4 separate regions of the Homo sapiens genome follow, and regions 2, 3 and 4 are each linked to region 1. A link is a contact called in ENCODE Hi-C data. All regions are on one chromosome and are shown on one strand. Each heading gives the region's core, a stretch centred on a gene start or an enhancer-like site at or near the end of the contact. The rest is flanking DNA. Distances are from core to core; before and after follow the strand shown. Region 1 holds the start of ZNF32 (zinc finger protein 32). Region 2 holds the start of ERCC6 (ERCC excision repair 6, chromatin remodeling factor). Region 3 holds the start of ZNF33A (zinc finger protein 33A). Region 4 holds the start of ZNF37A (zinc finger protein 37A).

The links. Hi-C counts contacts between places; a loop is a spot of excess contacts on that map. Pooled maps may share reads with other maps.
Region 2: a loop to region 1 is called in a map of CD4-positive, alpha-beta T cell, with 17 times the contacts of the local background. The contact joins the promoter of ERCC6 here to the promoter of ZNF32 in region 1. A Hi-C loop is called at or near these places in 2 of 168 maps with a recorded cell type or tissue (CD4-positive, alpha-beta T cell and naive thymus-derived CD4-positive, alpha-beta T cell) and 4 of 50 pooled maps.
Region 3: a map of CD8-positive, alpha-beta T cell shows a loop between it and region 1 (7-fold over the local background). The contact joins the promoter of ZNF33A here to the promoter of ZNF32 in region 1. A Hi-C loop is called at or near these places in 2 of 168 maps with a recorded cell type or tissue (CD8-positive, alpha-beta T cell and naive thymus-derived CD4-positive, alpha-beta T cell) and 8 of 50 pooled maps.
Region 4: a loop to region 1 is called in a map of CD8-positive, alpha-beta T cell, with 6 times the contacts of the local background. The contact joins the promoter of ZNF37A here to the promoter of ZNF32 in region 1. A Hi-C loop is called at or near these places in 3 of 168 maps with a recorded cell type or tissue (CD4-positive, alpha-beta T cell, CD8-positive, alpha-beta T cell and naive thymus-derived CD4-positive, alpha-beta T cell), 1 of 37 single-sample maps with no recorded cell type and 10 of 50 pooled maps.

The regions. Positions count from the first base shown.
Region 1 is chr10:43,647,186-43,650,294 of GRCh38, reverse strand. It overlaps ZNF32 (zinc finger protein 32), which reads left to right and starts at 1,414. Exons shown (of 3, transcript NM_006973.3): 1 at 1,414-1,493. All of the region lies in intron 1 of ZNF32-AS3 (ZNF32 antisense RNA 3), which reads right to left. ZNF32-AS2 (ZNF32 antisense RNA 2) reads right to left here. Exons shown (of 3, transcript NR_047558.1): 2 at 3,086-3,109; 3 at 2,276-2,726. RefSeq lists a silencer at 1,389-1,908.
Region 2 is chr10:49,537,490-49,540,598 of GRCh38, reverse strand. ERCC6 (ERCC excision repair 6, chromatin remodeling factor) reads left to right here and starts at 1,478. Exons shown (of 21, transcript NM_000124.4): 1 at 1,478-1,637. RefSeq lists enhancers at 796-1,035, 1,066-1,125 and silencers at 1,546-1,835, 2,781-2,969.
Region 3 is chr10:38,009,175-38,012,283 of GRCh38, reverse strand. It overlaps ZNF33A (zinc finger protein 33A), which reads right to left and starts at 1,609. Exons shown (of 5, transcript NM_006954.2): 1 at 1,501-1,609. RefSeq lists an enhancer at 907-1,086.
Region 4 is chr10:38,092,779-38,095,887 of GRCh38, reverse strand. It overlaps ZNF37A (zinc finger protein 37A), which reads right to left and starts at 1,551. Exons shown (of 8, transcript NM_001324250.3): 1 at 1,398-1,551; 2 at 664-957; 3 at 259-350; 4 at 84-144. RefSeq lists an enhancer at 1,408-1,597.

The DNA of each region.
Region 1 (3,109 bases), core at 165-2,664:
AGTGTCCACAGCCGGTCTTGACCTTAACAGAACCTATGTACCCTTGTGTGAAGCAGAGGCCGCAGCCTTAGGACTCTGAGCCTTGGCCTTTGCTGTGTGCCGCCCTCCACCCCTTTCTCAGACTTGGGAGGAGTGAGGAGAGGAGCCACCTGGGGCAGTTCAGGAATGGGGAGCTTCAGGACAGTTTGCACCACACACTCTGGGACTTAGCTGTGCAACACCCCGACCCCCATGTGAGGAAGGTGGTGTTTGTTTGCTCCACCAGACTGTCAGCTCCTCCCTAGGAGCACGGAGTGTGTCTTGCTCACATTCGTATCCCCAGTGTCAGCACTTAAAATGGATTCAACGGATAAATGTTGAATGAAATTCAGAAATGATGTGCAATAGTAAAAGCTAACATTTAGGAATCAACTTATTACTTACAGACACCTTTGCATATTGAGTGAAATTAAGTTGTTTGATTTAACAAATCTGTGGCTTTGGGGTAGAGAACAAGAACATAGCAAGAGGAAGCATTCTTTATTAGTCCTTCACGAAAGAGGATGGACAGACACATCTACGGAGAGGGGCTCCAGAGGCAGGGACCCAGAGATACACCCGGCCAGGCAGAACAGCTCCAGGATGTGGCCCCGATCCTGGAAAAGTGCGTTTAAAAGAGGCTTAAGGCATATCAGACAGCCTGGCCAACATGGTAAAACCTTCATCTCTACTAAAAATACAAAAAAATTAGCCAGGCATGGTGGCACAGACCTGTAGTCCCAGCTACTTGGGAGGCTGGGGCAGGAGAATCACTTGAGCCCAGAAGGCGGAGGTTGCAGTGAGGCGACACCGTGCCACTGCACTCAAGCCTGGGAGACAGAGTGAAGGAAAAAAAAAAACAGGCATTATTAGAGAGGCTTTATCTCCTACGTGTTCAAAAGCAACCATGCTCCTCCCAGTATCTCAGGACGACTGGACTGCCTGTGTTCCTGTTGCTCTTCACAGAAGCTCCATGAAAGCGGGCTTCGCTTTTGTTCATGCAGCCAGAGGCTCAACACATGACCTCGAAGCCGCCAAGGCTTTATCAAACGGATTTCTCCCAAAAACTTCGTTTCCTTCCGCGACGCCCTGCAAGAACCCTGTATTCCTGAGTCCCTGGCTCAGCGTCTGCTACCCCGATGCTGTCAATCAGATCCTGCTAATCTGAGCGGCCGTGGCTCCGTCCCGGCTCCGCGTCCGCTGACAGGTCACCGCTGTGAGTCTCCGGATTACCAGTCCAAACGGGACGGCTTGAGGTCCCCGCGCCCTAGGGACCTGCGGGGCCCGAGCGCAGGGCGCGCCAGAGAACTACATTTCCCACAGAGCTCTTGGGAAGCCGGGGCCGCCGAGACCCACGGCCCGGCGGGCGGGCTCGCGGGGAGACTCCTGGGAGTTGTAGTCCATTCCGCCGGCGCCGGCGCTGGCGCTGCTGCGGGCTCGGCGCCGGCCTTTGTCTGCGGGCACGCGCCGCTGCGGTGAGTGAGGCCGCTGGCCGGGTCAGAGCGCCGGGGCAAGGCGGGGCTGCGCCATCAGACCGCTGTCCCGGGCCCTCCGTGTGGCCGCCTTATGCCAGCGGCCGCCAAGGAAATGAGCAGGCCTGGCCGGCCCGGGCCCCGAGGGAGGCCAGCCGCGAGCGGAGAGGTCGGCGGTCCGCAGAGCAGGGTCCCGTGGACCGGAGAGCGGGATGCCGAGGTTCAGGACGCAGGGCGGGCCCGGTGCCCGGGGCCCGGGGCCTGAGGCGGGAGGGCAGCGTCTGCGGAGAGGAGCAGGGCCCATGGCGTCGGGGCGTGGGAGGGGGAGGCCGCGGCAGGCTCACCCGGCCTCCGTGCGGGCTTCAGCGAGTGCGGGAAGCCGGTGCCGGCCTTCCGGGGTGGGAGGAGAGGCAGCCCCTGCGGGGGAGAGTAGGAAGCCAGGCAGCGTGTGGGAAACCACGCTACCCACAAGCTCCTAAACCTGAAACTGGCCCCAGGACATTTTCCAGACCGCCAAGTGTACCCCTCTTCTCATCCGCCCTCCAGAGGACGCCGGATTTTAGATCTTAAGTCTGGTGGTCTCGTCTGATACTCCTCTTGTTTGGTTCTTTCCTTCTCATTGTCCTACCTGATAGGACAGTGTTAGTAACCTGTTTAATAAGTGGGGAAGCAGAGTCAGGGCTGCTGGGTTACTCGCCCAAGATCATATCCTGGGGGAGCCACGGCAAGAAGCCAAGACTCACGGACTACTTCTAAGCTTTTTCCAAAGGATATAGTAGCCTTTCTAATAGGAAAATCAATGTTTTTAATTATAAAGCCACTTTTACAAAATCTTGGGGAAACTGCTTCCTCAGACCTGTGATCTAGGGAGAAAAATATGACAATTTCTCCCTTACTAATCACGGAGGTCCCTGATAGGCGGCGGAGTTGTAACTTGAAGACCTCACAGCAGGTGGAGAGGCAGAGCTGTGAATTCTACTCTAATTTCTGGAATCCCCGGCGACAGAGTCCAACCCCAGGCAGCAGGCGCCATGTACCCCAGGGACTTTTAATGTGTGTGCAGCTGTTGAGCAAGAATACCTTGAACTTCCAAATGATGTGCTGGCATGCTGGTAGGGAATTCCTTTGCAGCTTGTGTTCCAAGTTGGAAGTGAGTCCTCCAAATAAAAATTTAAATGATTCTCCTGGTCATCACAGCATGTAGCAGAATGTGCAGTTGTCAAGAAGAACCAGGTGCTTAGGTTGACAAAACAAAGAATGGTAGCATCATACTATTATTTCATTAAATCAGAAGGCCAGCATTTTGATAGGACAAATTAGAGGGAAACAAGGAGTATGCATTGAACCACTGCATTTCTTAAAAGTATAAGAATTCAGTAATTAGGATCCTGAAGTAAGAAGAAATATTTTTTTTAAAAAATAGATCATGTGGGCCAGGTGTAGTAGCTCATGCCTACATGTCTTGGGAGGCCGAGGCAGGAGGGTCACTTCAGGCCAAGAGTTGGAGACCAGCCTGGGCAGGATAATGAGACCCGATCTCTACAAAAAAAAGTTAAAATAATTTTTAAAAATTAGCCAGGCTTGGTGGTGCTTACCTGTAGTCCTAGTTATTTGGGAGG
Region 2 (3,109 bases), core at 229-2,728, 5.9 Mb before region 1:
GCCCACGTCTTTGTAAATAATAACTCTCAACTTCCCCTTTTGAGTGGACCATTTTTTCCTGTCCAAATTCTGATATAGGAAGGGTCTCCAAAATAGCTGCAAAGGGAACCTCAGTCTCAAAAGTTGGGATCCACTATATATCTGCTTTTACTTTCAAGCATTGAAACTAATGTCAATCAACTGCCTTTCTATTCTTAATATTTTATCCAAGAAATCGCTAGAATTCTTTCTCCTTTAAAAAAAAAAAAAAGCAAGTTACAAGCCGGGCGTGGTGGCTCACACCTGTAATCCCAGAACTCTAGGAGGCCGAGGCGGGTGGATCACCTGAGGTCAGGAGTTCGCGGACAGCTTGGCTAACATGACGAAACCCCGTCTCTACTAAAAACACAAAAATTAGCTGGGCATGGTGGCAGGCGCCTGTAATCCCAGCTACCCGGCAGGCTGAGGCAGGAGAATCGCTTGAACCTGGGAGGAGGAGGTTGCAGTGAGCCCACATCGTGCCATTGTACTCCATCCTGGGCGACAAGAGCAAAACTCCGTCTCAAAAACAAAAACAAAAACAAAACAAACAAAAAAACCCACTACCACCAACAAAAACAAGTTACATTGTGGGTTGGGGCCGCTGACAGGAGGAATAAGATGATGTTATGGAGCATTTCCTAGTCCCCTTTCCGACCCCATTTCCCTATTGTCCGACTTCAGGCTTCCAAGTGAGGACAGCACTTCCCAGGCAGTGACCCGCAGTCACTGCCCTCCCAGAGGACGTCCTGCCTCGCGGCCCTGGAAAGTCCACCTTCTCCTAGCACCGATCCTGAGCTGAGAAGCTCTGTCTGGTACAGCCATCCTGCATCGTGGGCTGCTTCTTTCCCCAGGCGAAGCTCAACTTCCTCCCATTGTTCTGAACCTCTGTGTGGACATCTTCTTTCTTCAAACGCACCACGGTAAAATTCTCGCCTGCCTCGAAACCCCGCCTACCTCTGAGATCTGAGGACGGATACTAAACGCTGGACTTAAGGCAATGTACACATGTAAGCAGGCTCTGTAGGCACTCACTCCGCCCAGGTGCGCGCGTGGCGGAGGGGGAACAGAGAAGCAGGACAGCTCTCCATCCTTCCCGTGTTCAGTCGTGGGAGACAACAAGAGAGGTCACAGCCTGGCGACCAAAAAGTGCGGCTAACTTCCCTGCCCAAGCTGACTTTCTCTGCAGGGTTCAAGGTTAATTGTGAGGATTTACATTCGCATGGCACACCCGCATCCCCCTCTACGTGGAAATATGTCTTAACTTTCATAACTGCCTTGCCAGCAGGGTATTTTTCGCTAGGGGCGAAGCGTCCTTCGCAAGCCACCCAGCTGACCGGCAGCGGAGACAGCTTTCTCGCCCTGCTCGCACGCAAGTAGAAAGGCGCTGCTGAGCCCGTCCCTCCAAACCACGTGGTCTTGCCCGTGCTTAAAAACAAACGCTGAGCCAGGCGCATGCGCCACGGGCCTCCCCGCACCAGCAGAAGTCGGAGTCGCTGTTGGGGGCGGTGTCTATGGTTGAGCTGAGGGCGCAGGCGCCACGGCCCGTCGAGCTGGGTTCCAAGGCGGCTGGCGGCGGTAGCGTCTCTGTTTCCTTGTGGGCGCTCGCGCGGCCCTGGGTGAGTGTTCGGGGGTCCCGGCCGAATGTCGGGCAGGGGGTGTCGGGGCCCAGCTCAGGCTTCTCGGGCGGGCCGCGGCCCCGCGCCTTGGCCTCGCCGTGGTGATTGAGCCTGTCAGCGAGGACGCACTGTAGCGGGTCTTAGGGCCAAGTGCCCGCTTCCGGCGGCCTCACCTGAGACCGGAAGTAGCGCCAAGGAGCGCTCACCTGAGGCGGCTTGAGTCCCTGGCCGGCCAGCGACCCAGCTACTTCTCCGACTTTGTATAAGGCCCCCTGCGCGCAGGGTCAGCTGGGTCCTTTTTGATCTCGATTAAAATGCTGGAGCTGTTATTTTAAAGAGAGTCGGGCTAGATGTACGTCCGACGTTTTGGGCGTTGATAGAGTCAAATTGATAAGAGTGTGGGCGGATGAGGCAGGCCGCCTGTAAATGCTGCTGTTACGTGACTTCCACGCAGCGTCTTAACTGCTGTCATCCTGTGACAGGCAGCCCTCGCTTTTCTCCTCAACTTTTCCCATCATCTTCTTGTTGCTTTGTCTCCTCCAATCCATTATCCGCACAGTTGTCCAGGTGGTCTCTGGCATAAAGTAGGTCATGCCATCATCAGCCTACTTAACAGTTTTCAGAGTCATTCCATTGCACTGGGAGTGGAATCCATGCTCGTGTTTTCCCAGGCCTTGTGTGATTTGGCCCTTGCCTGTCCCCTCTCAGAACTGTGCCTGTGTCCGACCAACCCTCCAAATGAGACCCAGCTTGCCCCTGGCTGCGGGAGCCCCAGTGATGGGGGAGGACGGTGAAGATACTAGTGTCCCAGATGATTAAGCCTTAGAAGATACTCTGCAAGACTTAGGCCATGAACGGAGCCCTTCTCTGCTCTTCTTAACTCAAAGTTAAAAATAAAGTCAAAAATTCGGTGTTCCAGCCTTCTTGCATTTTCACAAGTGCATCAGCTCTTTCTAGTCTTAAAAGTTACGCACGTTGTTGGGAGGCCGAGGTGGGTGGATCACCCGAGGTCAGGAGTTCGAGACCAGCCTTACCAACGTGGTGAAACCCTGTCTTTACTAAATACGAAAAATTAGCCGGGCATGATGGCATATGCCTGTAATCCCAGCTAATCGGGAGGCCAAGGCAGGAGAATCGCTTGAACCCGGAAGGCGGAGGTTGCAGTGAGCCTGGCGGAGCCTGGCGGAGGTTGCACTCCAGCCTGGGCAACCGGAGCGAAATTCCGTCTCAAAAAAAAAAAAAATTTCACACGTTGTTTCCTTGCAAGACGTTCACTTTACTTTCGACCTGACTGACTTATCAGATGTCACTTTATCAGAGAGGCCTCCTTGACCCCACATCTACCTCCACAATTTCAATTTGGTTTCTCTCATTTTGTCAGAAAGCCTTGTACTTTCCTCTTAACAGCAGTCACCACAATTATATTTGTGTGTGTGTGTGTGTGTGTGTGTGTATGTGTATATATATATATA
Region 3 (3,109 bases), core at 360-2,859, 5.6 Mb after region 1:
GAGGAATGGGGTCATGAAAGATTTGGCCTGCCTGGCAACTCCTGGATTCTTCCGCCCTAAGAAGCCATACACACCCACTAGGTAAAATGCTTCCTCTGGGAGAGTATCAATGTCCTCTGACACTTTGGAATAGGGGGTAGAAATGGTGGAAGAACACTTCGGAATAGGCGGTAGAAATGGTGAAAGAATAACTCCAACATAATTATGTAGCTCTTGGGCACAAGATTTTTTACCGGGTGAAAGTAAATATTTGCTTCCTAAGGATTTCAATCTCCCTCGGTGTTCACAAAAAAAAGTATAATGACAATATTGGCCAAACAAGTTAACAATATATTTAATGAAGGAACATTAACACTAAAACCATTGTAAAAAATAGGACTAAGCTATCTATTTTCCCAGTAATGTTACTTAACCTCTGGTGAGTGACTCCACAGAAAGCCATAAGCGGCAGTGCTTCAAAGAAAAAATCAGTTTTAATTTCTTCATCTAACTTTGTTGCTATTTCTCAAAGGGATATTTTAAACTTGCTTTGATGTGTGTGGAAAAGTAGACAGTACTGGCTTAGGGGTCAGGAGATGTGACTTAGTCTTCCCTACTAACTGTGATCCTGAACAAGTCAGTGACCTTAACAAACAAAAAAACAAAAAAAATCTTTTTCTTCTAACAAATGAGGCAAAATTAGGTAATTCTTTGTTTTTGTTTTTTTTTGAGACGGAGTTTCGCTCTTGTTGCCCAGTCTGGAGTGCAATAGTGCGATCTTGGCTACCTGTAACCTCCGCCTCCCGGGTTCAAGCAATTTTCCGCCTCAGTAGCTGGGATTACAGGCATGCGCCACCACGCCCGGCTACTTTTCGTATTTTTAGTAGAGACGGGGTTTCACCATGTTGGTCAGGCTGGTCTCGAATTTCTGACCTCAGGTGATCCACCCGCCTCGGCCTCCCAAAGTGCTGGGATTACAGGCGAGAGCCACCGCGCCAGGCCAAAATTAGGTAATTCTTGAAGATCTTTCCTGAGTGCAAGATCAAGTCAGGACAGAGGAACAGCAAATACCAAGATGCAGTGATGGACCTGACTGGAGGTCAGTTCGGAACCTAAAGAGGATGAATGCAATACGTGCAACCGAGTCTGCCGGTCTGGCGGGCGACTGCACCCGCCTTTCCCCGCCCACGTACCGCGGCGCCCTAGCACACGCGCACAGGCTAGACAAGAGAACTGCCCCTCCCGCAAGGCTCAGCGCGCGGACTGCGCAAGCGCACATGCCCTCCTCCGCGGCCCCCACAAATGGGGCGACACACGCTGCGTACCCTGCTCCGTACAGAGGCCGCGCCTTTGAGGAACCGGCCTAGCGTCGTGGCCCACACGCTGCAGCCCCGCCGTCCCCGCCTTCCCCTATGAGGTCCCCGGGCCTCCTCCCCACCACTTGGTACCGGCCCCCTGCCGCCCGCCCCAGGAGTCGCGCGGGGCTCCCTCTCTCTCCCTGCCCAACCCACTGGGGCTTACCCCACTCCCTCGTCGGGTTGCATTCGCCATAGAAAAGCGCGTAGACCCTTGAAATCCCGGGACCGCCTCCCACGCAAAACCTGAGAAAAACAAAAGGAAAGGCGGAAACGCAGACGTAGCCGGCGGACGAGGCATGCGCAGAGCCCACGCGCACAGCTTGATGCTGTTGGCGCCCTACCTGGAAACTACCTTTCCCGTGAGGCCGGGCGAGCAGCCCTTCGGATTGGTAGAGAAGTGCCCCGCTAGGCAGTGGGCAGATGCGGTCTGAGTTGGTGCTGGAACTGCCTGCAGCCCTGGCTTTCCCCGGGGCACTCCAAAGGGATATACTGCGGGGGAGGTCTGTGGGCAGTTTAGACGCAGACGCTCAAGGAAAGGACCGCTGCGTGTCATTTTCCGTTTAAATGTTAGGAAATAGATCTCGTCCATACAGTTTAAAAGACTTTCATGCTATCAGCGGTTCTTTGGGAGCGGGGGAAAAAAGGGGAAGGTGCGGCCGGAAAGCTACTTCATCAAAATGGTTAAAGCAATAAACGGAAATTGTAGCTCAGTAAGGAACTAGACATAATCTGAAAGAAGAAAATAAATGTCACGTATGATTTCCTCTGTGACATTAAAATTGCTTGACTAAATGGAAATACTTTTAGTCTATCTGTACCTTTCTTAGGAAGACAAAATTCCTAAAAGAATATCAACAAATTTTTGTTATGTATTTTTTCTCTTTGATCTTTAGTGTATTCTGTACTTCACAAAAGCATTCTCAACTTTATCTAGAATAAGTAAAAACCCAAATGAACAGCCAGTATACATTTTAAAAAGCAGGAAAAAAATGCCTAAGGAATATCTGTATCTATCTACATCTATCTATATAATATTGCTCTATTCAAAGTAGTTTGGCACCTGCTCCATGGAAATAAGACAGCTTAAGAGTATTCTTTAATGTGTAGTAGATACAGCATTTCAAAACAGTGAGGGAAAGAATGGAGTATTCCAAAGAGCATGTCATTCCGAGCAATTTGGAATGTAGAGATATACATAGATCACACATGATAAAATCTCACATGTATACAATACTTAAACATTTAAACCACTAAAAGAGTAAAAATTTTTGAAAATTGACAAGTGGACCAGGCACAGTGGCCCACACCTGTAACCCCAGCACTTTGGGAGGCGGAGGCAGGAGGACCACTTGATCCTTGGAGTTCAAGACCAGCCTGGGCACTATAGTGGGACCCCCATCTCTACAAAAAACTAAAAATAACAATTAGCCTGGCATGTAGGCAGGCACCTGTGATCCCAGCTACTCAGGAGGCTGAGGTTGGAGGATCACTTGAGCCCCGGGCTGCAGTAAGCCATCATGGCACCACTGCACTCCAGCATGGGTGACAAAGTGAGACCTTGTCTCAAAAAAAACAACAAGGGATGTGATGCCAAAGACAGAAACTATAAATTTAATATCAGTCACATTTTATAATAGAGAAAAATAAGCAACTCCATTCCAGCAAAACTTTTTAAGTCCATTATGAGAATTGAAAGTAATGCAAATATGGCCAGGCGTGGTGGCTCACGCCTGTAATCCCAGCATTTTGGGAGGCTGAGGCGGGTAGATCAT
Region 4 (3,109 bases), core at 302-2,801, 5.6 Mb after region 1:
AAGGAAAACGAACTTGCTCTAACTTGATTTGAGGTTCTCAAAACAATCTTTGGATTTAAAAAAGCAAACTGATTTTTACTTACTCTGTTGTCAACGCAGCAAACACCCTCCTGAGTCCTCAAGCGACTCTGTCTGTTCTTGACTCTGCCACAACAAAATGTGTCAATGTCATCAGTAACTTAACACGTTAAGCTCGTTTCCTGTCCACCCCACCCCATCCCATCTTTTAAATAAAGCGTAAATAGATAACTTACAGACCTTTCTCGCGGCTGTACCTCTGATTCTGTAAGATCAAGATGGGGGCATCCGTACATCTCTAGTTGTGCTGCAGTGCGCCAGCAGCTCAGCATCTAGAACGAGCGAGTAACGAATCCAGGCATGGAGGGTGCTGTCCTCCACTTGGCTGCTAAGCTCTTCCCTCCGCATGATGCCTTCACAACTCCCCAAGAAGCGGTGCTGTCTGCTCCTTCGGCCTTGCCCTCTTCTGCCCCCACATCTGAATGGGCACAAAGCTCCCAGCCTGTGGGGGTCTGGAAAGGACACAAATCGAGCCTCTGCTCCTCCCACCCGTGCTCTAGATCTCTAGTGAGGTGTCAGCCCAACGGGTTGGGTGTCCTCCTAGGAGGGCCCCTGGGCCCTCGCCCCCCACCCTTCCCTTCTTACCCCACAACAGCTGCTTTGCTCCAAGACAGCTGGGCCTAAGCCCTTTGGTTCGAATCCTCATTCAAGACAGAAAGCTCCTACATCTTCCTGTCACTTGAGCCATGAGCTGGACCCTCTGAAAATGCCCACTGGTGCTAATGGGGACACAGGCGAGGCTGGACAGTGCCGGAGGGCCTGGGGTGCCTCCCTCCGCGTGCGCGGCCTCACAGGTCAGTGGAAACAAGAAATTCCCCAATCCACAGCCACGATGACTTCAAAATACTTCCCGAAGACATCAGGCAATGAAGCTGCGACCTGCGAGGACACAGCAAGCCGAGTGACGCTGGCCAGAGGCTGGGTGTGGAGTCCGCGCCTGCAGGGTCCCTCCCCGCCCCGCGGGCGCTTCCCCCCACCCCATTCGCCTCGGCATCGCAGTGACACCGCGGCGACGCCGACCACAGGTGGTTGTGAGGACAGCGAGATTCTGAGGGGAAAGAATGAGAGAAGCGCGCATCTATTGGGCAGAAGGCCCGTTTCTGCGCCGTCCTGCGGAGGCCTCCGGGCATCCTTCACCTCAGGGAAGAGAAAATCCAACCTCACTTGTCACAGGCGCGGGACTTGCGCATTCCCTTTGGGAGCACAAGAACCGAGGCAGGATTCGGACCCAGGCCAGGCGGCAAAGGCGTTCCCTCTCTCCCACCCCCAGGCCGCGCGGAACCCCCAGTCCACCCTCGCCCCTGCCCTCCCTTACTCACCCTCCGCGTCCTCTACCCGGACGCCAGGAGATGCCGGGAGCCCTCCCCGTCAGAGTGCCGGGGAGAAAAACAAACCTGGAGCCATATGGCAGACATGCCCAGAAGGCCCGAAGCGGCTCCCGCGACGGGGGCCGAAAAGTGCACACTACATCTCCCACAAGTCCTCGCGCCGCTCCCTTAGAAAGTGCACGCTTCATTTCCCACAAGCCCTCGCGCCGCTCCCTTAGAAAGTGCAGACTACATTTCCCACAAGCCCTCGCGCCACTCCTTTTGAAAGGGCATGAGGTTTCAGCCGCATTGGGCAGTTAGTTCCCAGATGCGGCAAGTGCAGTACTGCAGTTTTATTCGTTAGCTGAAATAAATTATGAGTATTTAAATTACACAGCTTTCTCATGAATTACATCCCCCTGATGATTTGGCCGTCCTCAACACTTCCTCATTTGGCAGAATTCACGAGTGGAATTTCTCCAGACGAGGTCGGTTCCTGTGGCCCCGCGACGCTGCCGCAGCACCACCTACACTTGCGCCAGTGTGGAGAGCTTCACTTGCTCCTTTCTGGTCCATTGGACGCTAACCGTGAGAAAACACGCTGGACATGAGCATTACCAGCCTGTAAGCTGTCGTAAAGATAACTCGGAATTGCTCTTCAAATTTTATTTGTTAAACCACGTAATACCATCTTGCATGGCAAACATGCATTTTCCATTCTTCAGGAGTATGCAGGATCTCTTGATCACGATAACTTTTTAAAGTTCACAGGCAGAGGTAATACAGGAGTGGAAAACCAAAAACCGTAGGTTCTCACTTATAAGTGGGAGCTAAGCTATGAGTACGCAGAGGCATACAGAGTGATATAATGGACTTTAGAGACTCAGAAGGGGCTGGTAGGAAGGAGGCCGGAGGTTAAAAAAACTACACATGGCCAGGCGCGGTGGCTCACGCCTGTAGTCTCAGCACTTTGGGAGGCGGAGGCGGGTGGATCACGAAGTCAGGAGTTCAAGACCAGCCTAGGTAACACGGTGAAACCCCGTCTCCACTAAAACTACAAAATTAGCTGGGCGTGGTGGCACACACCTGCAGTCCCAGCTATTTGGGAGGCTGAGGCAGGGGAATCCCTTGAACTCGAGAGGTGGAGGTTGTAGTGAGCTGAAATCGCGCCATTGCACTTCAGCTTGGGCAACAAGAGCAAAACTCCATCTCAAAAATGAAAAAAAAAAAACTATACATTAGGTACAGTGTACACTACTCAGGTGACAGGTGCACTAAAATCTCAGAATCCACCACTTTATAATTCATCCATAACCAAAAACCACTTGTACTCCAAAAGCTATTGAAGTTTAAGTTAAAATAAAAATAAAAAATAAATGTCCACTGACCAAAAAAGAAGCATTTTTCTCCATTTCTATTCCCTTCTTTACCACCACTGATGATAATCCCACTTGTTCCCATGCTGGAAAAGCATTTAGTACCATCCATGTAAAAGAATCAAATTATTCAAGGGTTGAGATGCATTTCAGAAGACAGTCATGGTAAGTACAACAATGATTATCACTTCGAGACACAATTTATTTTCCTGCTCATAATGTTTTTTTTTTTTTTTTTTTTTTTTGAGATGGAGTCTGGCTCTGTAACCCAGGCTGGAGTGCAGTGACATGATCTCGGCTCACCGCAACCTCCGCCTCCTGGGTTCAAGCGACTCTCCTGCCTCAGCG